Linked DNA regions of Homo sapiens: region 1 is linked to region 2. Evidence: chromatin contacts called from ENCODE POLR2A ChIA-PET data. All regions are on one chromosome and are shown on one strand. The core of a region is the stretch at or near the end of the contact, and the rest is flanking DNA. Distances in the headings are between cores, read along the strand shown.

Region 1 (6,673 bases), core at 3,942-6,441, 240 kb after region 2:
GAGCCCTTCACTTGCCTTCTGGGATACCAGGCTGTACTGCCTTTCCTCCTTAGTTGCTGCTGATTCCTTCTCAGCTTCATGGTCTCTTGATTTTGGAGTCCCAAGGATTAGTCCTTGCATGTCTTCTATTTTTTTAAATCTGCATTCACTCTCATAGTGATTTTGTACAACCTCATGACTTTAAGGACCATCCATATGTTGATGATTCCTATATGTATATCTCCAGCCTGACCTGTTTCCTGAACTCCGGATTTATATACCTGACTGTCCATTCAACATCTCCCTATTAGGCATGTCAAACTTAGCATGGCCATAACTCAGCTCCTTATATTCTATTTCACCACCAACAAGATTGGCTCCTCTCACAATCTTTCTCATCTCTGAAAATCACAACTCTATTCTTCCAATTACTCAGGCTAAAACCCTGGCTTTACTCTTTTTGAAAATTATTAAAATCAACTCTATGACATATATGTCCAGTAAACTGTAATGTTTAAAGTGTACAACTCAATGAGTTTGGGTATACACCCATAATGCCATTGCCACAATTAATTTACAGAACATTTCTATCTCCCTTTGTCACCCATTCCTCCCTTCAAGTCTGTCCCCAAGAGACCACTGATTTACTTTTCATCATGGCTAGTTTACATTTTCCGGAATTTTATATAGATGGAGTTATACAGTAGGTACTCTCGTTATGTCTCTTTTACTTAGAGTGAATATTTTGATATTTATTCATGTGTGAAATGGTAGTTTGCTTCTTTGTGTTGTGATTAACATTTCATTATATAGACACACCACGATTTGCTTATGCATTCTTCATGTGATGAACGTTTGACTTGCTCCCAGTTGTTGGCTATTATGATTAAAGTTGCCATGAACATTCCATAGTGGTCTTTGTGTAGGTATTTGATTTCATTTTTCTTGAGTAAATCACCTAAGAGTGGCATGTTTGGGTGGGTAGGTGCATTGTGTAGCTTCTTAAGAAACTGCCAAATAATTTTCCAAGGTGGCTGTACCATCTTGCATTTCCACGAACAGTGGATTATAGTTCCAGTTCCTCCACATTCTCACTTGACTATATCTTTGCTCTCTTTTTCTCATGTCCAGCATCCCATTCATTAGCAAGTTCTGTTGCCCAAACCTTCAAAATATACCTAGAATCTTATCCCTTTTCATCCTATTACTGTGACCATTTGGGTCTGAGACAGTCTCATCTCTCATTGGATTTTTTGCAATAGCTTCCTGCTTGTACCCTTGTTTTCTTCAGTGTTCTAACACAGCAGTTGAAATAAACCTGTTAAAATATAAGCAGCTTCTATCATTCCACTGTTTTATTTTATTTGAGACAAAGTCTTGCTCTTTCACCCAGGCTGTCATAACCATAGTTCACTGCAGCCTTGAACTCCTGGGCTCAAGTGATTCTCCTGCCTTGGCCTCCCAAGTAGCTAGGACTACAAGCACATGCCACCACACCCAGTTAATTTTTAAGTTTTTGTTGTAGAGAGGTGAGTCTTGCTATGTTGCCCAGGCTGGTCATGAATTCCTGGCTTCGAGGGATCCTCTTGTCTCAGCCTCACTCCACTGTTTATAACTCTCAGTGCCTTCCCATCTCAGAGCTGATGCCAAGACATCCCAGTGCATATCTGGCCATCCCTCGCACTCTTTACCTTTCCACCCTCCTACTTCTCTTCCCCTCTTTTCTTTCTCTCTATGCTGTTCTTTGAACACACAAGTATGCTCCTATCTCAGGGCCTTTGCTGATGCTGTTCTAAGGCTCCCTTCTTTCCCAGATATATGTACATGACTTGCATTCTCATTTCCTTCAGAACTTTACTCCAATGACACTTTTCCTATGAAGCTTTCTGTGATTCTTCCATTTAAAATTGCACCCTCCCCACACTTTGTTTCATTTCCCTACTTTATTTTTTGTCATTACACTTATCACCATTTGGTATTCAATATATATTTGTTGATCATCTACTGTGTGCTAAGGATCATTCTAGGTCCCAGGGATGAAAATTAAATGGAACAGTCAAAACTCTATCATGATAGAATTTGCACATATATTACTAATTTATCTTGCTTCTCAATTGTTTCCCATTCACTAGAATAAAAGCGTTGTGATAACAGGGATGCTATTGGTTTTGTTCAGTGCTGCATCGCTAGTGCCTAGAATGCCTGGCAAATAGTAGGCTCTTAACAAACACCAAGCTGTTGTCTCTTTTTTTTTCCTTTTTTTTTCCAAATAAAAAAAAGCAATCCTTGCTCCAAGTGTGGAATAGATTGCTGCAGTGTCATACTTTAGACCTTGAGGGAATCTGCAGCCTGTGAAAACTGAAGACACAATTGAATTGCTAATTAAAGATCGGAACCAGTTCAATTCTATGATCCTCTAAGGAAAGGATTTTAAGTGGTGAAGTAGTATTAATCTCACTTTCCAGACTACTTATCATGGCAGAGCAAAGTTCTCCTTAGCCCCTTCCAAGACCTTTAGACCAGCCTGAGAGCTGAGTGATGAGGCTGGCTGCTCCACCAATTGCCCCTTCCTTAGGGGACATGTCTTTTAACACTTCTTTCTAGACCAGTGCTTCCCGAAATATAGTCTCTTGACTACCTGCATTAGCATTGATCAACTTAACCACTGAATAAGAATCTCTGGAGGTGGGCTTCTAAAAATCTTCATTTTTTACAAACTCTGGAGGTAGTTGGTTAGAATTTGAAGCTTGCAATTATTTGTTTTAAAATCTGAGTTAGTGCGTCTGGATCCAGGAGGATTAAATTACTGTACTTGATGGCAGTATGGCAGGAAGCATCCGGGGGTAAATTACAATGTCCAGGAGAGGATTAGAAGCTTTCATTAAAGCTCAACGTTAGTATTTTTTTGGCTATGCCCTCGTTACAAGTTGAATTTTATATTCCCCCCAAATGAAGTTCCAACTCACAGCGCCTCAGAATGTGACCTTAATTGGAAATAGGGACATTGCAGATGTGATTTGTTAAGACAAGGTCACACTGAAGTAGAGTGGGCCCTAATCGGACTGGTGTCCTCATGAAAAGATCTCCATGTGAAGAGACACAGGGAGAATGTTATGTGAAAATAAGGGATTGGAGGGATACATCTGTAAGCCAGGGAACACCAAAAATTGACAGCAAATCCCCAGAAGTTAGGAAGAGGCAAGGGTTTTCTCTACAGATTTCAGAGGGAGCATGGTCCTGCTGACACCTTGATTTTGGACTTCTAGCCTCCAGAACTGTGAACATTTCTGAACAACACATTTGAAAAATACATTTCTGTTGTCTTAAGTCACCAATTTTGTGGTACTTTGTTATGGCAGCCCCAGGAAACTCACAGGAAACCTTTATGTTTCACTAACAGCTACAATGATATTGTTGAGATGGGACTGTAGATGAAAGAACAAGCAGGAGTGATAACTTCAGGGATTTTTAGAACTCAGGAAATTTTAAATGGAGGCTTGAGATTTCCCTAAAGGATAGACAGATAGACCACTGGAAGACTGGGAAACCAAGAAAAATGTCAACACCTACATGAAAGCTGATGTATGATGTAAGTGGCATTGTTAAATCAGTGAGAAAGCAATGGACTAGATAACATGTAGGAGTGGGAAAATTGGCTATCCACATGCAAAAATAAAACTAGAGCTCATATAATAATAAGAGTAATCCCTTCCACTGCACTCAGTAGGTGCTGTTCTAAAAGGTTTTGTATATTCTAATTGCAACTTTACTCTTACCTATGAGTAATATTATATATTCTAATTGCAACTTTACTCATACCTATGATTAGGTACCCATTTACAGATTAAGAAACTGGAGTACGTGGAAGTTAAATGACAGGTTAAAAAGTGGCAGAGCTGAGAAGTGAACCCAGGTAGTCTGCCTCCGGACTCCATGCTCTCAATCACGATGCCATGCTGCTTTGCATCTCCTAGGGATGTGAACTCAAGGTTCGTTCAACACCTGACTGTGAAAATAGAAACTCTAAAAATTTAGAAGAAAATAAAGGATAATATCTTCAAGACTTTAGGGTAGGGAATAAAGAAAACAGAAAACATACAAATTATAGAGATAAATATTGACAACACAAACTACATAAAACATTTTTGTTCATCAAAAGGTATTATAATAAGAAAGAAAAATATTTGCAGCATGTATAATCAATAGAAGATTAATATCCAGTTTATATAAGAAATTCTCTACATCAATAAGAAAAGCACAACAAACAACATTATCAAAAAATGGTCCCCCCCAAAAAAAAGAACATGGAATCTCACAGAAATAATAAATTACAAATACTGATTTGAAGAGATTATTAACTCCACTAGTAATGTGGATAATGGTAAAAGAAATCACTGTGAGGTATAATTTGACACTCATCATACTGGCAGAAAATTTAAAGTCTGACAATACCAAATGGTTACAAGGATATAAGGCAATAACAATTCCTATGCACAGCAAGGGGGAATTTAGATTTGTGTAGCCACTTTGGAGATCAATTTTGCAATATTTAGTAAAGTTGGAAATTAATTTCCTCTGTGACTCAGCAGCTTTTACTCTAGAAATATACCCTAGGACATCTTGCCCATATTCCCAGGGAGACAGAGCCAAATGGTTTATTGTAGCAAACACTTAGAAACAGCTTCAGTAGCCATCAACAGAAATGTGGATTAACTCATGGTGGAGTGTTCATATGATAGATACTATGTAATACTGAAAATTAATGAACTAGAGCCAAATACATTCATGAAAGAACCTCATAAACATAATGTTGCTTGAAAAAGCAAATTGAATAAAAATATATAAAAATTTAAAACATACAAATAAGACTAAAAGTTAAAAAATAAAAGAAGAACATATAAAGGTAAAAAATATACAATACAAATACATGCACCTACTATGTACCCACTGATATGGTTTGGCTGTGTCCCCACCTAAATCTCATCTTGAATTGTAGTTCCTGTAATCCCCATGTGTCATGGGAGGGACCTGGTGGGAAGTAATCAAATCATGGGGGTGGTTAGCCCCATGCTGTTGTCCTCATGATAGTGAGTTCTCATGAGATCTGATGGTTTTATAAGGGGCTTTTCCCCCTTTTGCTTGGTGCTTCTCCTTGCTGCCACCATGTGAAGAAGGACGTGTTTGCTTCCCCTTCTGCCGTGATTGTAAGTTTCCTGAGGCATGCCCAGACATGCTGAACTGTGAGTCAATTAAACCTCTTTCCTTTATAAATTACCCAGTCTCAGGTATGTCTTTATTAGCAGCATGAGAAGGGACTAATACAGTAAATTGGTACCAGGTAGTGGGATGCTGCTGTAAAGTGCCTGAAAATGTGGAAGTAACCTTGGAATTGGGTAACAGGCAGAGGTTGTGAAACAGGAGAGTTCCCTGACCTCCTTCACAGGACATGTGACAAGGGTGTGGCTCTCTGTTCAGCCACTGTGAGGGAGGGGGAGCACACAGAGGGGCAGAGGCAGGAACTAGGGTGAGCACTTTTGGGCTCTAGCCCCGTGGCAGTGTCTAGGGGTGGTTGTCTGTGACTCCCAAAGACCAGTGGACACATGTTACAGTGTACTCTTTTAGCCTTGCTCTCCACCGATAGCTTAAGTGTTAACCAGCTCAGTGGACTCTATGCCTTTTTGCAAGGGCAGAGGGCCAGTGTGATAGCCTTCTGGATCCTGAGCTCTTGTCTAGCATCCTGGAAGAATTGGGTCACACACAGACTTGAAGGATGAATGTGGGGGTTTTATTGAGTGGTAGAGGTGGCTCTCAGTGGGATGTATGGGGAGCTGGACAGGGGATAGAGTAGGAAGATGATGTTCCCCTGGATTATGGCTGTCCAGTTGCCAATCTCCTCTCTGACCATACCCAGCTGAACTCCTTTTGATGTTCAGATATTCCTTCTCTTCTCTCCTTCTCTGCTGTGCTATTCTGCCACTCTTCTGCTCCTCTGTTCATCTGGTTATGGAGTCTGGGGTTTGGGATTTATATGGGTACAGAATATGGGGATGTGGTGAGCCAAAAGGCAACTTTTTGAGCATGAAAACAGAAATACCTGTTCTCAGGGCTGTGGGTATCAAGGCTTGAGGGTGGGAACTGCTCTTTTCTATCCAGTAGTTTCCTGTCTCCTGTCCCTGTCATTTGGAACAGTTTGGAGGTCTCAGAAGAAGATAGGAAAATGTGGGAAAGTTTGGAACTTCCTAGAGATTTGTTGAATGGCTTTGACCAAAATGCTGATGGTGATATGGATAATAAAGTCAAGGCTGAGATGGTCTCAGGTGGAGATGAGGAACTTGTTGGGAACTGGAGTAAAGGTCACACTTGCTGTGCAAAGAGACTGGTGGCATTTTCCCCCTGTCCTAGAGATCTGTGGAACTTTGAATTTGAGAGAGATGGTTTAGGGTATCTGGCAGAAGAAATTTCTAAGTGGCAAAGTGTTTAAGGGTAAGCAGAGCATAAAAGTTTAGAAAATTTGTAGCCTGACAATGTGATAGAAAATAAAACCTCATTTTCTGGGGAGAAATTCAAGATGGCTACAGAAATTTGCGTAAGTAACAAGAAGCCAAATGTTAATCACCAGCACAATGGGGAAAATGTCTCCAGGGCATGTCAGAGACCTTTATGGCAGACCCTCCCATCACGGTCCCAGAGGCCT
Region 2 (6,498 bases), core at 1,889-4,388:
ATCTTGATAGCTTTTATTACTATTACAGTTCTGCTATAGGGAATTATACAGTTCTATTAATTAAAGCATTCTGATTTTACTCACTCATAACTTTTTGTTTCTGGATCCTTCTTTTTAATTGCACTTGATTCCGCCAGTGCCTACCCCAGTGAATCCCATTCTTTTATACTTGCAAAGCTTCAGAGTAGACACCTTTCCTTCACAGTACTAGCTGGTTGGGATTTCCCATTTATTAACGAGATATCTTGATTACTAGGATCTTTTGATTAGATCTCCTTTTGATTACATCTCCTACTAGGTGGTAAGTGCCATAAAAGCACTGATAGTCAGGTGTTGTCACCATCAGATTCCTGGAGCCTGGTATGATATGTGGCACCTAGAGGCTGAGTAAATTATTGTTGATGTGTGAAACAGAACACAAACATATTGTGATTCTTTATTTCTTATATATCACGTGTCACCCTAATAAAAGGAAGGGGAGAAGAAATAAACATGCTACCATGCTCAGCTAATTAAAAAATATTTTGTGGGGGCCGGGCGCAGTGGCCCACGCCTATAATCCCAGCACTTTAGGAGGCCGAGGCTGGTAGATCACCTGAGGTCAGGATTTGAGAACAGCCTGGCCAACATGGTGAAACCCTGTCTCTACTAAAAATACAAAAATTAGCCGGGTGTGGTGGCGGGCACCTGTAATCCCAGCTACTCGGGAGGCTGAGGCAGGAGAATCGCTTGAACCTGGGAGGCAGAGGTTGCAGTGAGCTGAGATCACGTGCCACTATACTTCAGCCTGGGCAACAGAGTGAGACTCTATCTCAAAAAAAACAATTTTTTTTTTACAGATGGGATCTTGTTATCTTGCCCAGGCTTGTCTCAAACTTCTGACCTCAAGCAATCCTCCAACCTTGGCCTCCCAAAGTGCTGGTATTACAGAGTCAATATCAGCAATAAAGGGCTGCTAAGATGAATTGTTAAATTAGGAAATATGATTATATCTTATATTTATAAATACATGAGGTTGGTTTTCCAAGGGTTATTAATGATTATTATTTTCATTAATATAGATATGAAATTTCATAAAGGAATTAAAGATTATTAATAATGTGACCAGTATTGAAGTCAAAGGAAGATTTATATAATCAATAGCCTGTGAATAAATGTATCTTCTGGTGTGTGTATGTGAAGTGTGGTGGTATAATAAAAATACACACACACACAAAATTTAATTTTTACAAAAAGCGAATGAAATATATTTTGTGTTGAGAAGTTTGTGAAATCCTTACAATTTTTTTGAGACTCCCAGAATGGTGGTCGGACAGTATAGCATGATGGTGGACAGTATGGGTTTTGGGGCCAGACTTCTGCAAAACCTCAGTTAGTACCTTACAAACCCTTCCTTCCTTGCTTGGTTTGCCATGCTTCAAACATAAAATTGTATCTAGACTTTTGGCTACAGGGGATTAAAAGATGTTTATTAGGAGGTCACAAATACAAATTTTCTCTTCCATGTCTGACTATTTTCTTTTTGTTCTAAGAGTTTTGATAAAGTTGCTTGGAATACTCAGATTGCATGATTACACACAGTTGGAGTCCTACAAAAAATTTCATGAAGGAATTGAGGATTATTAATCATGTGATCCATATTGAAGTCAAAGAAGATCTATATGACGAATAGCCTGTAAATGTATCTTCTGGTGTGTGTGTGTGAAGTGTGGTGGTATGATAGAAAAATCCTCAGTAATTATGTCTCTATTTATAAACTCTTCAGACTGAAGGTACTGGAGGACTTTGTTATTTAAATTAAATTTATGTGTAGCTTTTTTTTTTTTGGAAATGCAATACTCATCCCCTAAATTACATGTTCTGTAAGTTTTTTTTATGTTGCATTAAAAAAAATATGGTAGGGGCCAGACGCAGTGTCTCACACCTGTAATTTCAGCACTTTGGGAGGCCGAGGCAGGCAGATCACCTGAGGTCAGGAGTTCGAGACCAGCCTGGCCAACATGGCAAAACCCTGTCTCTACTAAAAAATACAAAAATTAGCCTGGTGTAGTGGTGGGCGCATGTAATCCCAGCTACTCGGGAGGCTGAGGCAGGAGAATCGCTTGAACCCAGGAGGTGAAGGTTACAGGGAGCTGAGATCGTGCCATTGCACTCCAGCCTGGGCAACAAGAGCAAAACTCTGTCTCAAAAAAAAAAAAAAAATGATATGGTAGGATAATGACATGAGAGTGACTCCTATCTAATGTTTGAAACATATCCTTACTGTTTACATTGAAAGCAATGATAACTCTGGGTACCACTACAACAATATTAAAATGAAAAAAGGGGCCAGGCGCAGAGGCTCACACCTGTAATCCCAGCACTTTGGGAGGAAAGGCAGGCGGATCACCTGAGGTCAGGAGTTTGAGACTAGCCTGGCCAACATGGCAAAGCCCTGTCTCTACTAAAAATACAAAAAAATTAGTCGGGTGTGGTAGATAGCACGTGCCTGTAATCGCAGCTACTCAAGAGGCTGAGTCATGAGAATTGCTTGAACCCAGTAGGCGGAGGTTGCAGTGAGCCAAGATCACGCCACTGCATTCCAGCCTGGGTGACGGAGTGAGACTGTCTCAAAAAAATAAAAATAAAAAATAAAAAAAGGAAAAGTCAACTTCTAGAAGTAACATGGCTAGCAGGCTAGTGGAGGTATTTTATACAACCTTCCAGACCACATACAAGTGGGCCGGACCCCCTCCTTAATTACTTATATGCCTGTGTGTGTTTCTGCAGAACTCATCTTGTTTCCTTCCCCAAAGTACTTGAAGTGTCTCCCTAAATAATTGGCTAGATGTAGGGCCAAGGCCAAATTCTTTCATTATATATATATTTTCTTTTTCGTAAAGTCTCAAGTTCCTTTTTCTTCATTCTCACTTCTACCATTTGGGCTTGGGACTTATTACTTGAGATCTTGGTTGATGCAATATTGTAACTAGTTTCCCTGCCTAGGGTTTCTTGTTGCTAGAAAATGACAGCCAGTTCTTGGCATAGATTTCAAGACCTCCCTGGGGATGCCTTGGAACCTCTGTAGAACTTCCAATCTCATCCCTCAACTTCAGCTACATTGGCCTCCTCACTTCTCCCGGGGCAGGAGGTGGGTCCTCCAGTCACTGAGCCCCTGTTCACACCAAGCTCTTGGCCTAACAGGCCCCTTTCTTCCTTTTTTTTTTTTTTTTTTTTGAGACAAAGTCTTGCCCTGTCACCCAGGCTGGAGTGCAGTGATGCAATCATAGCTCACTGCAGCCTCAACCCCCTGAGCTCAAGCAACTCTCCCACCTCAGCCTCTTGAATAGCTGGGACGACAGGTGCATGCCAGCATGCCCAGTTAATTAAAAAAATTTTTTTAAAGAGATGGCATCTTGCTATGTTGCCCAGGCTGGTCTCAAACTCCTGACCTACAGCAATCCTTCCACGTCAGCCGCCCAAAGTGCTGGTATTACAGAGTCAATATCAGCAATAAAGGACTGCTAGGAGGAAAATTGCTCGAACTCGGGAGGTGGAGGTTGCAGTGAGCCTAGATCACACCATTGCACTCCAGCCCGGGTGACAGTGCGAGACTCCATTTAAAAAAAAAAAACAAACTGCTAGGATACATTGTTAAATTGGGAAATATGGTAATATCTTATATTTATAAATACATGAGCTTGGTTTTCCAAGGATTGTTAATGATCGTTATTTTCATTAAGACTTTACTGAAGTGGAAATTCATTTTGCAACATGTCTTTTCCCAAACAGTCTTTATTTTCAAGCAAGATATATTGGGCCAAGTGAATTTGACCCAAGTAGTTAGCTCTCCATTTTTTGATGATTCTGTTGAGAATTTCTTTCTCATTATTTCATAAAGTGTAGCTGATTATGTTGCCTCTAGCTTGGCTGGCGTAAGCTAGATGCAAAGAGAGACGCTAACTAAGGTATTTTAAAAGACAGTTTTTCTTTATTGGAGTCGTTCAGACACTGCTTAAGGTTTGAACTCCAAACTGAACTTCTCTCTCATCTCCAGAGGAGGTCTCCCTGGATCAAGTTTGGGAGAATTTGTCTTAAGAGGCGTGATGAGAAGAGTTGCTGAAACTGTTATTTTAAATCATATCTGTTGGATGGAGAAAGAGAGTCAAACATTTTCTAGGATTATAAACTCAGCATTGGCTGAATCCAATTTAAAGAATCGCTTCTGGCTTATGACCAATGATGTACGAGAGGTTTGTTATATTTTTACTGATTTTTTTTTTCTTCTCCGTGTGAAAAAGGTGGGAAGGACTTTCTTGAAAGCTTTGAAAAATTACCAAGAATTCTGATATCTTTAAAGAACTCCTGCTATCATTTTTATCTAATTCTTTCTAGGCCTTTTGCATGTGAATAGACATTTTAATATAATTGCATATACAGTAACGTGGAATGTATAACATGATTTTTTCCGTAAATATTATAAGCATTTTTCTACAACATACCTAGCTTTTTGTGTATGTAATATGAAAGTCATTGAAATGAGATATAGACATTTTATGGCTTTTGAAATCTATCACCAAATTTAGAAAAAATAAAATAAAAAAATGAAATCTATTACCAAATTGTTTGACAGAAATTTTTAAAAGTATATTATTAAGCTACAATCAACTGTAAAGTTTGCTTTGTTCCAGATAAAGCATTTTATCTCATCCAGTAGAGAAACCACTTATTTATTTTTTTGGTATGAAATATTGTATTGGGTACTTTGGTGTTTAGAAGATTAACTGAAATGTCAGAAAAATAGACAGACTCTTAGAAAAGTCAGATTGAAGAATGTTTTATTTATTCATTTTAATTTTTATTTTTTAATTTCAATATGTTTTTGGGGCACAGGTGGTGCTTGGTTACATGAATAAGTTCTTTAGTGATGATTTCTGAGATTTTGGTACACCTGTCACCCAAGCAGGGTACACTGTACACAATGTATATTCTTTTATTCCTCACTCCTCTCCCACCCTTTCCCGAGTCCCCAAAGTCCATTGTATTATCCTTATGTCTTTGCATCCTCATGTTATATATATTTTTATAAACAATTTTATTTTATTTTATTTTTCTGAGACAGTCTTGCTCAGTCTCCCAGGCTGCAGTGCAGCAGTGCGATCTTGGCTCACTGCAACCTCTGCCTCCCAGGTTCAAGCGATCCTCCTACCTCAGCTCCCCGAGTAGCTGGGATTACAGGTGTGTGCCACCACTCTGGGCTAATTGTTATATTTTTAGTAGAGTCAGGGTTTCACCATGTTGGCCAGGCTGGTCTCAAACTCCTGGCCTCAAGTGATCGGGCTGCTAAAGTGCTGGGATTACAGGCATGAGCCATGCGCCTGGCCAGTTTTATTTGTTTTTAATTGACATGTAGTAATTGTACTTAGTTATGGGGTCTAGTGTAATGTTTTCATACATGGACACATTGTGTAATGATCAAATCAGTGTAATTAGCGTATTCATCTCCTCAAACATTTGTCATATCTTTGTGGTGAGAACATTCAAAATCCTCTCTTTTAGCTATTTTGAAGTGTACATCATTGTTAACTACAGTCACCCTACTGTGCAGGAGAACACCAGAAGTTATTCCTCCTGTCTAACTGTAACTATGTACTCACTGAATAACCCCTCCCCATACCCCTCTTCCTACCACCCTCCCCAACCTCTGGTAATCACTATTCTACTCTCTACATCAATGAGATCAACTTTTTTAGATTCCACATAGGAGCGTGATTGTGTGGTCTTTGTCCTTCTGTGCCTCACTTATTTCATTTAACATCATGTCCTCCAGGTTCATCCATGTTGTTGCAAATGACAGGATTTCATTTTTTAAAATGGCTGAGTAGTATTCCATTGTATAGATATATCACATTAAAAAATCTATTCTTCTGCTGATGGACACTTGGACACGTAGGTTGATCCTATACCCTGGCTATTGCAATTCGGTGGTTTTCAGTATATTCACAGAGTTGTGCAACCATCACCAACTTCACATTTCCTTCACCCCAGAAATAAATCTGGCACTCTTTGGCAGTTACGCCCCACTGACCCTTGACTTCTGGACTTTGGCAACCAATAATCTACTTTCTGTCTCTATGGATTTGCTTATTTTGGACATTTCATACAAATGGAATCATATAATATGTAATCTTTTGTGATTGGCTTTTTTCACTTAGTATAATGTTTTTAAGGTTCATCCACTTTGTATCATGCATCAGTACTTCATTCTTTTTATTGCTGAATAATATTCCATTGTATGAATATATAATATTTTATCCTTTCATAGGCTAATGGACATTTAATCGGTTGTTTGCACTTCTTGGCTATTGTGAATAACGCTGCTATAAACATTTGTGTACAATTTTTGAGGTAGACCTATGTTTTCAATTCTCTTGAGTAGGTTCCTAGCAGTAGAATTGTTGGCTCATATTATAACTCAATGTGTAACCTTTTGAGGAACTGCCAGATTGTTTTCAAACG

What was found. ChIA-PET counts read pairs that join two places held with the same protein, here RNA polymerase II (POLR2A).
Region 1: POLR2A ChIA-PET joins it to region 2 with 12 read pairs in activated T-cell. The contact joins two enhancer-like sites. POLR2A ChIA-PET finds 5 or more read pairs at or near these places in 2 of 52 experiments (B cell and activated T-cell).

What each region holds. Positions count from the first base shown.
Region 1 is chr21:29,398,905-29,405,577 of GRCh38, forward strand. No RefSeq gene overlaps it. Among named protein-coding and RNA genes, the nearest start is that of BACH1-IT2, 30 kb to the left of the region's middle. Within about 2 kb of position 5,192, at least 3 of the 41 ENCODE cell types and tissues checked have a DNase peak (open chromatin) inside an H3K27ac peak, as active enhancers do.
Region 2 is chr21:29,160,498-29,166,995 of GRCh38, forward strand. All of the region lies in intron 4 of MAP3K7CL (MAP3K7 C-terminal like), which reads left to right. Among named protein-coding and RNA genes, the nearest start is that of LINC00189, 30 kb to the right of the region's middle. RefSeq lists a silencer at 3,871-4,165. Within about 2 kb of position 3,139, at least 11 of the 41 ENCODE cell types and tissues checked have a DNase peak (open chromatin) inside an H3K27ac peak, as active enhancers do.